3 separate regions of the Mus musculus genome follow, and all the other regions are linked to region 3. A link is a loop called in an ENCODE intact Hi-C map of the cell type or tissue named here. Cell type or tissue: left cerebral cortex. All regions are shown on one strand.

Region 1 (5,000 bases), 180 kb before region 3:
TGCCTGGGAAACGATCCCTTGTGGTCCTTAGAAGGCTCCCCTTGAAAAAGTGTGCAGAGCAAGCTGCCTTCCTTGCCAGCAGAGGGCGCCCATGCTCTCAACTGGGAATTGATTCCTTTAGTGTGGCCCCTTCGACCGGGTAAGATAGGACCCTTTGCACCTAGAGAAGGCTTCAGAAAAAATCCTGTTCAGAATCATGCTTGTGTCTAAGTTGAGGTTTGTTTCAATTCAGAATTTTAAACATGTTGCTCCAGCAAACGGACTGGCTCCGTGGGTAAAGGCACTTGCTGCCAAAGCCTGACAGCCCAAATTCAGGCATACCTACTCCCATCTTCAGATGGGCAGTAGATGAGGAAGGAGAAAAGCTGGTCAGTGATAGGTGGGGCTGCACTCCCTGGCAGGAGACAGGTCTGAGAGAAGGACATAGCTGGCTGATCACTCCTCATCCTGTCACAACTGACCCAGCCTCCCCTGCTGCAGTCATTGGATTTGCACTTCCATTCAGTGCTCAGATCTGGTCTCACCTCTAAGGCTAACCACACTGCCCTGGAGGCTGCTCTTGGGGAACTGCACTACATTACCTGGGTTGGAGAGAAGAGTATACACCTATGAAATACTCGTCAGATCAGAGACATTTGTGTTGAATTCTGTAGGGTAGGCTATTCCTGGTGGTGCTGTGCAGTTTGACTTTATAACACCCTGAGTTAAGAGTGCTGTGTAACTCTCAACCGGAACTCACTGAGACTTCAGCCCCACCTGCTCAGGACACAGGAACTGAGTCCCAAGTTCAAGGCCAATCTGAATAGCTTAGGGTGTCTCAAAATGTAAACAGTAGAAGACAACCCAGTGTTTGGAATTTAAGTTCCCTGTAATACAGAATGCTCACATATCCATTTCCTGTGGCTATAGCCAAGCAGTCAAAATGGACATTTACAAAGAAAAGTATATAAAATTTTAAATATACTTATTTCTTTTTCAAAGTTTGTGTGATGTGCGTATGTGTGTGTGTGTACACTCCTGTGTGCACAGGTGTGAGGACCACTTGCAAGAGTCATTTTTCTCCTTCCACTATATGGGGTTCTGGGATTAAACTCAGGGCATCAGTTTTTGTGGCAAATGCCTTTATCAACACTGAGCAACCTCACTGCTCCAAGACACTTAATTTTGTATAGTCCTGGAGGTTGGGATATCTAAGAGCTAGGCTCTGGTAAGAGCATGCCTCTAACTCATAGAGATCAGTCTGCCCCTGACTCCCACTTGGATTAAAGGCATGTACCACCATTGCCTGGCCAGATCTTTATGAACCATTTTAACACAAGGTTTCCACGTTGGCTGTAACAGAAGGACATGGAGGTCTGTGACCTTGAACCTTCCATGGTGTGGGGCTCATTTCCTGCTGCCGAATGAGCCCACTCTTTTTTGTTTGTTTGGTTTTGTGTGTGTATGTGTTTTGTTTTTGTTTTGTTTTTTGTTTGTTTGTTTTTTGAAACAGGGTTTCTCTGTGTAGCCCTGGCTGTCCTGGAACTCACTCTGTAGACCAGGCTGGCCTCGAACTCAGAAATCCGCCTGCCTCTGCCTCCCGAGTGCTGGGATTAAAGGCATGTGCCACCACTGCCCAGCTGAATGAGCCCACTCTTGCTCTGAATTGAATGAGCAGCAAGAATGGCAGTCACAGCTGGCTGAGAAGCAAGGCTCAACCACCTACCATCACTGGCCAGAAAAACACTCCAAACTTTGGTGCTCTGATCTGAATATGAGACACCTGCATGAGCTCATGTACTGGGACACTCCTGATCTGTGGCTTTATCCCTTGGAGCTAGTCAGAGGAGAAGGAATCTCCCAGAAAGATGTCATGCAGCTCTGACAGCTTGTCGGACCAGGTTGCCATCGAGACTGGAGCTGAGACCGTGATGGGTCAGTGATAGGAAGGACCACACCCTAACCAGAGCGACTTAGATACTCGTACCCCTGGCCTGTGGAGAGTCACTGGCCTCCTCATCCCCTCACTATGGCCGTACTGGATGATCTCCTGTTTCTACTTAATCTATTGTAAGTGGCTTATTGAAGGTGAAATGCCTTTCTTGTTAGGGTGGCCAGACCCAGTCTATGAAGCAATCAGCAGCTCTATTGGTAGGAAGAACCTAAGGTACTCAGAGATCAGCTAAATTGTAACCAAAGCATCAACATAGCCTTAGTCTGGTCCCTAGGCCTCCAAGAGCTGCAGTGGGGGTGGGGTGGAGGGAGGCTTGCGGAGTGCTTTCCCACCAAACATAATTAATTCATCTACAGAGAACAAGAACCTGTCTTGGCCAAGCTAGGATTTGGAGGGGCTTAGCCCTGATGAGAGCCTGTCTCCTTATCTGTTCAGAGCACCAAAAGTAAGACAGGTCCAGAAGCTGGCAGGACCCTGGGGGACCTCTGGACTTAGCCCCTCTAAAAGAGAAAGTAGGAGTTCCTAGGAGATATGGGGGACCTCTGGCTAATTCACTGTCCACACCAGTGTTGGCACCCCAGGTGTGACTGAGCTCAGTCCTAAGTGAAATGTGCCAGCAGAGCCAGTCACCAGACCTATGGGAACTGAAAAATAACTTCTTTCTTCTCTAGCACTTGCTCTGAACCAAGGCCACACTCTCCCCTGCAGCTGAACAGAGGAACACAGCAGCCTTCCTGTGTGGCGCTGCCAGCTGCCATCCTGCTGTCCAGCTGAACTCCAGGCCTTTCGTGTGCCTCGCCCCATAAGTCAGGTGTCTGCCTTAGAGTTTCTTGTGTCTCTGAAACCTGCAGACCTGTGGGCAGGGTTTTCAAGGTCCACATGCCAGCTCCCTCTTAAAGATGGGACTCCAGGAAGTGTTGTGTCAACCATCCATTCCATCTATGCAGGTTGGGAAGGAAGAGTTCAGGACCAGAGGACTAGCTCAGACAAGTGCTTGTCTGGCAAGCTCCAGGACCTGAGTTCAAGTCCAGCCCCCATGTAAAATTCCAGGCATGGTGGCCTGAGCTTGTGATGCGAGCACTGGGTAGGCAGAGAGAGGAGGGTCCCTGGGCATCCGGGCCAACCAGCCCACCCTAATTGTTGAGGTCTAGGTTAATAAGAGGCCCTTTCTCAAAAGATATGTGATTGTCCTTATTTATTTGTTTGTTTGTTTGTTTAATGTATGTGAGTACACTGTCACTGTCTTCAGACATGCCAGAAGAGGGCATCAGATGCCCATTACACATGGTTGTGAGTCAACATGTGGTTGCTGGGAATTGAACTCAGGACCTCTAGGAAGAACAGTCAGTGCTATTAACCTCTGAGCCATCTCTCCAGCTTGAGTCTGTCCTGTTGAATTCACATGTACCTGCATACTTGTACACACGCACACAGAGCCATGAGAAATACATTTGTGTTCTGATCTCAGCACTGGAGGAGACACTGGTGCTGTGTCAATGGCCTACCATCTCCTGCTTTTGCTTCAGATCCTTGGTCCTAAGTTCTTGTCTAGGGGCCCAGAACTCACACCAGCACAGAAGTCAGACTAGCAGGCACATTCAGCCCCTGTGCCTGAGGCATGTGGCATCTTCCTGGATCTCTTTCTCCCTTGGACATTGACATAAAGTGGCAGACCCCACCAGGGAATCAAGAAGATGCAAGATAACTCACAGTCCCACATGGCTCACAGGATGCTGTGGTCCTCATAGGACCCATCAGGCACTGAACTATATCGGGTGCAGCCAGGCATGTGTGACACCCGTGGGAAGACACTATACTCAGTATACTGCCACAAGGTACCTGTGTCCCAGGGAGCCCCAGAGGATCATCCCGACAGCACTGGGAATGCCCCCCTCTTGTTCACTCTTGCAGAGTTCTCAGTGCCAATAGCAGTGGCCAGAGGCTAGACCACCTGCTGACTGGACAAGCACATTGTCTGCTGTTCACACAAGCTGGAGATCTCCACTCTTACGTGGGATTTCACATCAGCAACGATTTCAAAAGCATTGTTTAAATCCATGGGGTCCAAAGTGGACACACAAGCAGGTTGGATCCTACGGATATGTTCAGAACACACTATACTCTCCAGGAAAACATTAAGCTAGGGAAATGGCCATAGAGTAAGTACCAAGGTTCTGGGGGCCCAGCCTGGCAAACCCATGGCCAAGTTCCAGGAGTACTGGGATACTTTTCAGTGACTGAGTAAGTCTATGTGTCTTAATTAGGGTTTTACTGCTGTGAACAGACACCACAACCAAGGCAACTCTTATAAGGACATCATTTAACTGGGTGCTGGCTTACAGGTTCAAAGGTTCAGTCCATTATCACCAAGGTGGAAACATGGCAGCATCCAGGCAGGCAAGGTATAGGAGGAGCTGAGAGCTCTACATCTTCATCTGAAGGCTGCTAGCAGAATACTGGTTTCCAGACAGCTAGGATGAGGGCCTTAAACCCTGAACACCATGGTGACACACCTACTCCAACAGGACCACACCTTTTAATAGTGCCACTCCCTAGGCCAAGCATATACAACCCATATCACCGTGTTTGGGCTGCTCTGTGACCACTAACCCCTTCTGTGCAGATGTGACAGATGCTCATCACTTATCTCCCATGCATCTAGAATGTCTAGTCATTGTGCCTTCCCCATCCCTGGACAGCGACCTTGTTCCTCTCTTCCTCAGGCCTTTAGAGTCTTCCCTGATGGTGGGTCTAGCCATCCATCCATCCATCCATCCATCCATCCATCCATCCATCCACCACCACCTGTGCAATTCCTTGAGTCTCTATTTCTTATCTCACTCACTATCCTTCATCCCCCAACCCTACCCCTGCCCCAGTGCCTGCCTTGTCCTTGTCACCCCTGGAACAGCTGTCCTGCCAGGATGTTTGAGGACACCACCCTTGCTCTCTGTTGCACTCTGGTTCAGGCGTTCCCACAGCATCGTCCCTGCTCTGTTTCTCTTCTGATGTCACTCCTGCTAATGCCGGGATCTGCAGTGTCCCCTAGAGGCCCACAGGGCAAAGG
Region 2 (5,000 bases), 470 kb after region 3:
CCAACAGCTGGAGGCAGAACTGGGAGACTTCAAGAAAAGCCTTCAGAGGCTGGCCCAGGAGGGCTTGGAGCCCACGGTGAAGACAGCCACAGAGGATGAGCTGGTGGCCCAGTGGAGGCTGTTCTCGGTAAGTCCAGGGGTGTGCTGGGCCTCGGGTTGCTGGAGTTACTCTGTGGTGTAGAATCATAATCGCAGAGAGGCCTTACACCTCTCTGATATGCTTGATTCTTTGGCACCTGAGTTCCCTGAAAGGGCCAAAGAGAAAGTTTGTGTTTCTTCCCATTTTCCAGAAGAAGAAACTGAGGCCTGAAATATTTTTCTCCCTCTTGCAATCCCTAAAGGCACATAGTAAGTTGGTGACTAATTAAGACCCAAGGAACAAAAGACATCCAGGCATGGATTGAAACCCTTTCCTCCCTCAGCAGTGGGATAAAACTGGATGTTCTGGCCAGGGAGTAGTGAGGTTAGAGGTGGTAGAGAGATAGTAAGAAGAAAACACAGAGCAGGATCTGAGGGGGTGGCGCAAGGACCCCCATTTAGAGAAAGCAGTGTGGGCTCCTACCAACTCAGGAAGTCTTAGTCACCTTCATGTTACTGTAACAAAACGGTTGCAGCAACCAACTTATGAAGAGGAAAGGTTTGTGTACCACATGTTCTGGAAGTGCCATTTGAGATCCAGGGGCTGCATTTCTTTGGGCCTCAGGCAGGGACAACATGTCCTGGTGACAGTCTCTGGCACATCATACATATATTTACCACATAAGCCAGAAAGCAGGGCCAGTCAGGAAGACAAGACAAGCAGGCCCTATGAACTCTTTCAGTGGCACACTTCCAACAACCTAAGGACCTCCTCCTGGGTCCCTCCCCTGGACCCCTCCCCCTTTGCACCTCCCCCTGGGCTCCTCCCCTTCTCTCCCTGGTCCTCCTCCAAAAAGCTCACAGCAGGAGGCCTGACTTGAAGACAGTTTTTAGATAAAGATTCCCAACCCTCCCCAACCTCTTTCTTTACTGTTAATATCAGGACTCTGTCAGTGGTAGAACTTGTCCGGCTTGCATGAGGCTCCCGTTTCCTTCCCTAGCATCGCCTGGTTCCCCCACCCCCACCCCACCCCCTCACCCCGCGGGATCTCCCTTCTGCCCCACCATGGTGCTAAGGTTTTCTCTCCATCCCCATCCTTTATGCACTTGAGAGCTTTATCATCCAGCCTCCTGGCAGGCCAGGCCACACTGCATCTCTTTGCAGAATGAACCACGCATCCTCAAGGGATTGCTTTAGTCTGAGTCAGAGCGAGGTGCGGTGGTTGAGAGCGGAGATCGTGGGACCAGACCATATGGCTTCAGACAGGTTCCTCTCCTTCACTCTGGACAGCCTGGGGAGAATGGTTTACCGTCAGGCGTATGTGAATTGGGAATATTGACAGGAAGGCCAGAGAGAGTGCTTACCACCTAAAAATGTAGGTGCTTAAAAAGTACTGGCTTTTAGAGTGAGTCCAGCTTGCTAACCGATGGACCAAGTTCCTTAATCCTTTCTGTTGGAGCTTTGTTCTTCTTAGTCTTTTACATCAGTGCTGGGGGTTGAACCCAGGTCGATCTCCCAGAGCCAGAGGGAAAGGCTGTAGCCAGTGGGAGCAGCTACAGTAAAATGAAGCTAACATTTGTCACTGTCACTTTGAAGAAGATGACACCAAATCCATCCAGGCAGCTACAGGGAAAGTTAAGCTCTAGGTCGAGGAACAGGGGCTGAGCCTAAGGGTACGATGCCCTGCCCCAGTCTATGCGTTTGATGACAGGTAAGACCCCCTAGCCCATGCTTTTGGTGACAAGGTCCTCCAGCCTGGCCAGTCACTGTCCTCTACTCAGCCCTGCACACTAAGCCCATCCCCCCTAAGGAACCCTACTAGCACCTGGATGTCATCTTGCAGGGGACTCGGGCTGCACTGGCTTCAGAGGAACCCCGTGTAGACCGGTTACAAACTCAACTGAAGAAACTTGTCACCTTCCCGGACCTGCAGTCACTCTCTGACAGCGTGGTAGCCACCATTCAGGAATACCAAAGGTACCCAGGGAGACTGAAGTCAGGCAGGACTGAGGGTGGGCGGGACCCAGGGTGCTGGATGCTTGGCACCCTGTGTGTGGAGGGTGGGCTTGCTGTCTGGGGATGGCAAGTGTCTACTCTAGCCTCTTGTCACTGTTAGATTCGGCTCCCAGAAAGAGGTCTGAGCTTAGCTTTTTCCTGGCTTGGAGGCTCGTCCACCCACCTCTGCTGGGTCTTTGCATGGCCGAGCATTTGGAGAGCTTCACCATGCAGTGTCATAAGGGAGGGCTACCATGTACGTGAGTGCCACTCCTCTGCCTCCGCCTGGCCATGCTGAGACTTAAGTCAGAGTGTGTCTTCAGCACAGCTTCTGTTTATCTCTGCCCATGGGCACAGTTGGGCTCAGCAACACAGAGTAATGGCCCCCATTCCGCAGAAGTGAGCACTACACATTTGAGGTGCTCAACTGTTTTTGCTACGGAGGCATCCTGAAAACAGCCCAGCTATCCTAATAGCATCTCTTTAGTACATCTTATACCCCTGCCTGATGATGGGGGATTTCTTCAGGGTGGATGTAGGCACTCCACCCTACTGTCTCACCCCCTTTAGTGTCTTCACTGGGGTTGGGTGGGGGTGGGGTGGAGTGTGTGTGTGTGTGTGTGTGTGTGTGTGTGTCACAGGCTAGCTCATTCTGCAGCATTCTCTTCCAGGACGTCCTCAGACGCAATGTAGCTCTGGGTCCCAGACTAACGTTCTCATGATTTATTTTAAATGACCTTTTGAAACGTGGATTAAGCTCTTGTTTGAGTCTAAGTGGGAAGGGCAGTCTTCCAGCGTCCTGTTACTAGAAGAAGTTTCGGGGGGGTAATGAATATTTCTGGGAGCATCGTGAAGAACACGCTGGATTAGGAATGCTTCTAGGAGCATTCTATTACTCATTCTCTAGAGGAGGAAAAGAGGGCTGGACAGCATCCAGCCATGCAAGGCGTAGTTGCTCTGCCTCTAGACTGCTACCCTTTCAGACGCTGCATACTCACTTCCCTGAGGACCCCCGAGCCTGAGGGAGCCCAGGGTTTGTCCTCGGGTAGACCCCAGGCGTGTGGGCTTCTCATTCGTCCTGCCTCAGTGCATACAAGTTCCCACTTAATTCCTAAGCCTGTGTCCATACACACTTGTGGTAGCCCATGTGTTAGGAGGCCTGCCCTGGCAGCCTGGGCCTCTGTAGGCCTTAGCCCTGGACTAACCCCACTCTCTCCTCTCTGGATCTGTGCCCTGTGCTGCCCGGGCAGTATGAAGGGGAAGAATACCAGGCTCCACAATGCGACCCGGGCAGAGCTGTGGCAGCGTTTCCAGCGGCCCCTAAATGACCTGCAGCTGTGGAAGGCCCTGGCCCAGAGGCTCCTGGACATCACGGCCAGCCTGCCTGACCTGGCCTCCATTCACACCTTTCTACCCCAGATTGAGGTAACCAGGCTCCGTGGGGCTGGGGAGGCCACTGGTTCAGTGTGTGGAATCTCAGCAGCTCTCTCAGGGACAAACCCATTCCCGGGTCTTTGAGATACCCGGGCCAGCCAAGTATCAAGTGCACAGGAAGGACTAACACTTGTTCTCAGGGGCAAAAGTCACGCTTAGTCCTCAGGTAGAGGCAAAGCCTGTTGTGACTTCTATGGATTTCCTACATGGAATCTTGTCTCCCCTGAAGTCCCCACTATAGGTAGAGTAACAACAGTTCTGCACGGGAACAGTGTAGCAAGCCATTGTCTTCACTGCTCTGCCGTGACAGCCTGGCCAGTGGGACCTTTAAATACAGAGTTGATCAGGCCAGTGTTATGGCTCAACAATGTCATCTGGAGCCCAGACTCTCCTAGTTCCAAGCCACAAGTCTCTTTCTGGCCCCCAACTTAGCTGACAAAGTATTTGTTACAACAATACTTTGTAGCAAGAGGTACTTGTTCTTGGTGGGAACTGCGCAGGTGCCAAGGGCTCTCTCCATCAACCTCTTTGCTGCCAGTTAGAAGGTAAAGCCTTTCTGGGAACCTTTTATCTCATTGGTCAGGTAGGTCATGTGACCATCCTTTAGAACCAGCTGCCTGGCTGAAGATGGTGAAGTTGTCATGGTTGCTGTACCAGTAACACTAATAATGCTAAGCCTTTAGCTGGGCACATTACTTCCAAAACAAATGTTGGCTGTTTGGGAAAAGGGGACTAGGAGGAAGAGCATTTGGCAGCATCTGTCACAAAGTCCCTCAACACTGGGGTTTTTCTTTTTCTTTTTTTTTTTTTTAAAAGATTTATTTATTTATTTATTTATTTATTTTATGTATACAAGTATACTGTAGCTGTACAGATGGTTGTGAGTCACCATGTGGTTGCTGGGATTTGAACTCAGGACCTTCAGAGGAGCAGTCAGTGCTCTTAACCCGCTGAGCCATCTCACCAGCCCACTGGGGCTTTTCATGGCTGATAAACCCTGCATGTCACCACTGAGCTCTTGGTCCATGAGATGCCCTTGTGTCTAAGGATGCTCAGATGCACAGAGCAGAGAGGGAGGCACAAATTGTGCTGGGTGTCAACCTGATTTGATAGTTCTTGTTCTGATTAGAAAAATAAACCTATATTACCCAGAGACGGTAAAGATTCCCAGAGAATTAAAGAAAAACCACCTACCATCCCACAAGGCACATGGCCTCCATCAACACACTGGACCAGTTTACCTCTCACCCTTGCTGGTCTACTGAGTGTTGCTGGAAGAATCTTTAACCAGGTTTGGCCCTGTTCCCCTGGAGCCCGCTGCTCAGCCTGCAGCCTGGAGCTTACCCATGTGTGAGCTCATGGTTGGTGCTGGGAATCCTCCTTGTTTACACTTCTGCATTATTCGCTGGACACAGGGCTCATGGGTGTGGCCGGTCTTGTTAGCCATCCCCTGCCACCTCTGCCTCCATAAACCGAGATTACAGTTGGCCCA
Region 3 (5,000 bases):
TGACACTGTCATCTATAGCTGTAAGTCTGTATGGTTAAGGGACAATGATCTTCTGCACCTTCTGTGTGACCTTTGTTTTGCTTTGTTTGCAGCCTTGCCCCAGCTAGCATGGGCTTTCAGTGTGTCTGGATGGTGACTCCCCCATCTAACATTTCCACGCATGTTTTAGCAAGTCACATAAAGGGAAGGGTCTGGGTGGGGTCTCTTGGTGGCTACCATGCCTCTCTTCCAGTTTCCTGTCAAAGGCACCCACCGGAGAGTGCTTGAGCAGGTTCACACCCCCGTGGCTCTACCCTCCAGATATTCCCATTTGCAAATTGTTATACATCTCAGCTGAGGGAGCCTGGTGCTACACATTCACTTCTCAGAGGTATCTGAGGCAGCCCATGACCTGAGCTCTTTCTGATGGACTCAGAACATGTACAAAGTTTTGCTGTTATTGTAAAAGGAGACGTGACAGGTTGGCGAGATGGCTCAGCTTATAAGGACACTGACTGCTCTTCCGAAGGTCCTGAGTTCAAATCCCAGCAACCACATGGTGGCTCACAACCACCTGTAATGAGACCTGATGCCCTCTTCTGGTGTATCTGAAGACAGCTACAGTGTACTTATGTATAACAATAAATAAATCTTTGGGCCAGAGTGAGCAGGGACTGTGAGCAGGGGCCAACCAGAGCAAGTGAGGCCAGCTGGAGCAAGTGGGATTGACTAGAGTGAGCAGAGGTCCTAAAATTCAATTCCTAACAACCTCATGAAGGCTCACAACCATCTGTACAGATACAGTGTACTCCTATACATTAAATAAGTAAATAAGTAAATAAATAAATAAATAATAAATAAATGGAGAAGCAATGCTCTGTCAAAAATTTTCCCTCCTAATGGGGCTTGGAAATCCATCAAAAATCTAAATTTGCATCATGACGAATGTAGGGGAGGGAATTCCTAATCTAGGTTCAATGGTGAATCCAGGGTCTGCTTTGTTTCATCTACTCCTACACACAGAAATAAATTCTTCCAGCACATTCTACATTCCAGACAGTGTCAAATGTCATATGTTACTTAACAGTGTGTGTTAAGTCAACAGAGAGATCGGAGCAATGGAGCAATCACCCAATGGGAACTCAGCCTTCAAACTAGTGTCTGAGTGCTTGCTAATGCGTGAGCAAGCCAGGGAAGGGACACAGCCAACAGAGATGATCATTTGCATAAAAGGGAGATTAATAGGGCACAGGGTGACTCTGGGTCATTCATTTGTATCATTTCAAAAGTGGAAAAAGGAAGAAATGTAAGAGAAATAAGAACATACAAATGCCCTTGGCATCTTTGGTGACTCCCACCCCTACTGCCATCTGCGCCTGAGACCTGACCTTGGAAGCATCAGACACTGGATTCAAGAAGAAGATGCGAATCTCTTCTGGGATCAGCTGCAGCAGAGGACAGACAGGCTCTCCCCCTGCCACTGCACCACCCCCTCCCCACCCAGCCCCATCTCACCGGTCTCATCTCTGCAATGAAACATCTGACAGAAACAGCCTAAGGAAGGGGAGTTTGTTTTGGTTCATAGCCCGAAAGGAAACAGTATGGTGGAGAAGAGTTGGCAGAAGGAGCAGCTTGTGCCTGGAGCATCAGGAGAGTAGCTGGCCATTTAGAGCTGGCAGTCAGGAAGCAGAGCACGCAGGCTGGAGCTACTCCAAGCCCCAGCCCATGAGGTCTACCCTCTCTACCCACAGTCACACCTTACCCGACCTAGGTCTCACCTCCTAAAATTTCTATAACTTCCCCAAACAACACCACCATCTGAGGACCAAGTGTTCAAACACATGACTGTGAACTGTGAGTGTGTGTGTGTAGTGTGTGTATGTGTGTGTGTATCTGTATTGGGTTATGTCATATCCAAACTATACAAACTGTATACATTTAGCACACAGTAGGCACTTAACAAACGTGAAGGTCCTTATTTCCTTGTGTCCACCAGACGCAGGATATTAAGTCCCTGTAAGAGTGAGCCTCTCCTGCCACTGTGTGGCATGTTCAGTTATTGCCAGGCCTTCTCATACACAGAAAGCCAAATGATTATCATTCGTTTTACCCTTAAGTTGTAGATCACCTTTTACTGCTGACCCCAAACCCAACTCTACAGTTTCTTATTCAGGTTTCTTAGGTATTTAGTCTGGTGCTTGGATCCATCTCTGTTTCTCTCAGAAGCTGGGGAGCCCCTTTGTAGGCAGGAACCTATTTTGTGAAGACATTTTGTAGACTACAAAGTGCCTTCCTTGTTCACAGACTCCTCTTACACTATCTATTTATGATACATCACATAATGTGAATAAAGGTCATTATCCCCTGGGGCCTGGTGGATGGTGAGAGAGAACCAGGTCTATAAACCATAGGGAGGGCCTGGGGAGAGAACCCAGTTGGTAAAATCCTTGCCACATAAACGTGAGGACCTGAGTTCAGATCCCCAGTTCCCACGTAAAATCTGGACGTGGTGGCAAGTATTCGAAACGCCAGCCTTGAGGCTTAGGGGTGACCAGAGACTGAAAAACCCCTGATGCTCACTGGCTGGTCCATCTATCCTAATGGCTGAATGTTAGAATCAGTGAGAGAGCCTGTCTCAGTCAGGGTTTTACTGCTGTGAACAGATGCCAGACCAAGGCTGCACTTATGAGAACAGCATTTAATTGGGGCTGGCTTACAGGTTCAGAGGTTCAGTCCATTATCATTAAGGAGGGAACATGGCAGCATCCAGGTAGGCATGGTGCAGGAGGAGCTGAGAGTTCTACATCTTCATCTGGAGGCTGCTAGGAGAAGACTGGCTTGCAGGCAGCTAGGATGAGAGTCTTAAAGTCCACGCCCACAGTGACACACCTACTCCAACAAACCCATGTCTCCAAATAATGCCACTCCCTTGGCCAAGCATATTCAAGCCACCATATTCTCTGTCTCAAAAAGTAAGGAAGGCCCCCAATGTTGACCTCTGACCCACTCATGCACGTACACACACACACACACACACACACACACACACACACCTACAGGAAGACTGTAGTTGGTATAGGAGAAGGAAGGGATATGCTATGAGGACCAAGTCAGAAGTCTGTTAAGGAAGGGGTTTGGGTCTCAGCTATAGCTCACCACAGAGAGGAGGGCAGGACAGAGGCACTCCCACAAGCTGACACAGTCGGGGAGGCAGGTGTCATGATCTAGACTGTTCCAGGCTCCTGTACACTGCGTAAGGGCATGGTGCATGGTGTTGGAGAAGAGTCCAGAATCACAGGCTAAGTAAGAATGTGAAGGCTCTTGAGTGTGTGGAGGAAGATGGGCACAGGCCACCCAGCTAGAAAATGTCTTAATAGTCCTGTAGGTTGGAATCAGACAGACACAAGAGCCGGAAGCTTCATTGCTCTTGTCTAGACTATCAATTTTCTGTACATACAAAGAGGAGACATTCAAGGTTCCGGACTTGCCATACTTAGCAATAGCTCTCCAAACACTTCCATGACACTGGCATATGAAGTATATGCCACCGTCAAGAAAAGTCCCACACACCAGCAATGGGATGCCTAGTTCTCCGGCATCCATCGTAAGGTGTGGCTTCGTTCATAGGCCTGGATATGCAAAAGGTTCCCAGTGAAATGAAGCTTGTCGGAATGAAGGGTGAGAATGAGTTCGGATGGGAAACTGTCATGTTACTAAAGACACATTTAAAAGTTTATAATTAAGAATGTGGGAGAAGAACAAACCTTCAGGTCATAATATACTTGAAAGTTACCGGCTCAGATAGCGTCTGCCTTTGTCCAGTGTCTATGACTGATAACACAGCACCACAGTCTGGTACACTAAAATAGGAAAGGTCTCTCTTCTGGCTTACAGGTTTAAGCCAGAGTCAAAGAGCCACAGCCAGTGGTAGCTTCTTTGTTGCTGGCAGGGTCCCAAGGTGGCTCTGGGCAGCATGTGCAAGAGACCAGGAGTGTACTTGTATCTGAATGTCTCCCATAGTCTCTCTGTCTTCTTAGATCATCACTCATTCATCATTGAACTCTGTCCTGATCCCTCCCCTAATCAAATATCCACCCCCTATGCTGCTGTTGTGTAGCAATTTTCTCTGACTGGAAGCATTCCATCCTGGTGAAGACCCAGGAAAGGGAGCTCATTAAGACTCTGGAAGTAAACAACTCAAAAGTCTCAAAAAAGTCCCTAAAACTTAACAGATGCACACAGCTCTTCTTTCGTCAGCAGTAAGGATGGCTGGGGTGGGAGTGGGGGCACTCTTGGACCTGTCAGGCTGCCTGCAAGTCATGTGGAGATCTCTGGGTTCCAGCTTTCATGAGTTCTAGCTGATACTGGGGTGAGCCTTGATGATGCAATAGCCTTCAATGGTCTATGCTTCTGTAAGTAACCCCAATAAATTCATTGGTTTGCCAAGTTGGACTTTGGTGGCATATGTGTACTTTGGTCTGTTATTGTTTCTCACTGAGGTGAGCATATGTTTGTTCCTGTCACCCAAGGAATAGCACCTTGTCTGAACACTACAGTCAGATCAGTGTCTCCTCCTCTGAGTAGCTCACAGAGGGAGTTTAATTCCAGTATATATTTATATTTGGGAGACTCACCAAACATTCAAATCATAGTAGGATATTATTCAAACTCATGCTTTTAAAATATTTTATCAGCATATATTTGATTATACATAAAATTATTTCAATAACTAGGCTGTGCTTAAGTACGTCTAAAATAACTTGGTGTGAGACTCCTGAAGTTTGAGCTGATAGCAGCTACTGAGTCTGCACTGAACTGCACTCCTGCCTTCCACAGTTCATCTCTCTGCTGCCCACAAGGGTCGCAGAAATCCCCTCAGGGAATATTTTACATTCAAATCGTAAGGTCTCCCAAACTGTCATATCCAATGGCTGGGGCGTATGGTGGCAGAGAGATCCAAACCCTTGACCTTAACTCTGAACAGCTGAAGAGCCAATCTCAGCCTCTTTCAATCCCATTGC

Evidence for each region. A loop is a pair of places that touch in the nucleus more often than their neighbours do. Peaks named below come from ENCODE experiments on the same cell type or tissue, not always from the same donor. Only the 100,000 strongest peaks of a DNase experiment are listed, where the experiment ranks them.
Region 1: a loop joins it to region 3, with 2.2 times the contacts of the local background. A loop is called at or near these places in 5 of 42 quality-filtered maps.
Region 2: a loop joins it to region 3, with 13 times the contacts of the local background. A loop is called at or near these places in 8 of 42 quality-filtered maps.

Annotation. Positions count from the first base shown.
Region 1 is chr12:105,606,989-105,611,988 of GRCm38, reverse strand. No RefSeq gene overlaps it. Among named protein-coding and RNA genes, the nearest start is that of Bdkrb1, 5.4 kb to the right of the region's middle. In left cerebral cortex, a CTCF peak has its summit at 76 (motif pointing right); DNase peaks (open chromatin) are centred at 47 and 2,432.
Region 2 is chr12:104,956,453-104,961,452 of GRCm38, reverse strand. It overlaps Syne3 (spectrin repeat containing, nuclear envelope family member 3), which reads left to right. Exons shown (of 19, transcript NM_001042699.2): 7 at 1-127; 8 at 1,923-2,056; 9 at 3,325-3,499. Among named protein-coding and RNA genes, the nearest start is that of Syne3, 40 kb to the left of the region's middle. In left cerebral cortex, no CTCF peak of the experiment used is centred here; DNase peaks (open chromatin) are centred at 1,284 and 3,001.
Region 3 is chr12:105,429,085-105,434,084 of GRCm38, reverse strand. No RefSeq gene overlaps it. Among named protein-coding and RNA genes, the nearest start is that of D430019H16Rik, 22 kb to the left of the region's middle. In left cerebral cortex, a CTCF peak has its summit at 2,028; a DNase peak (open chromatin) is centred at 2,017.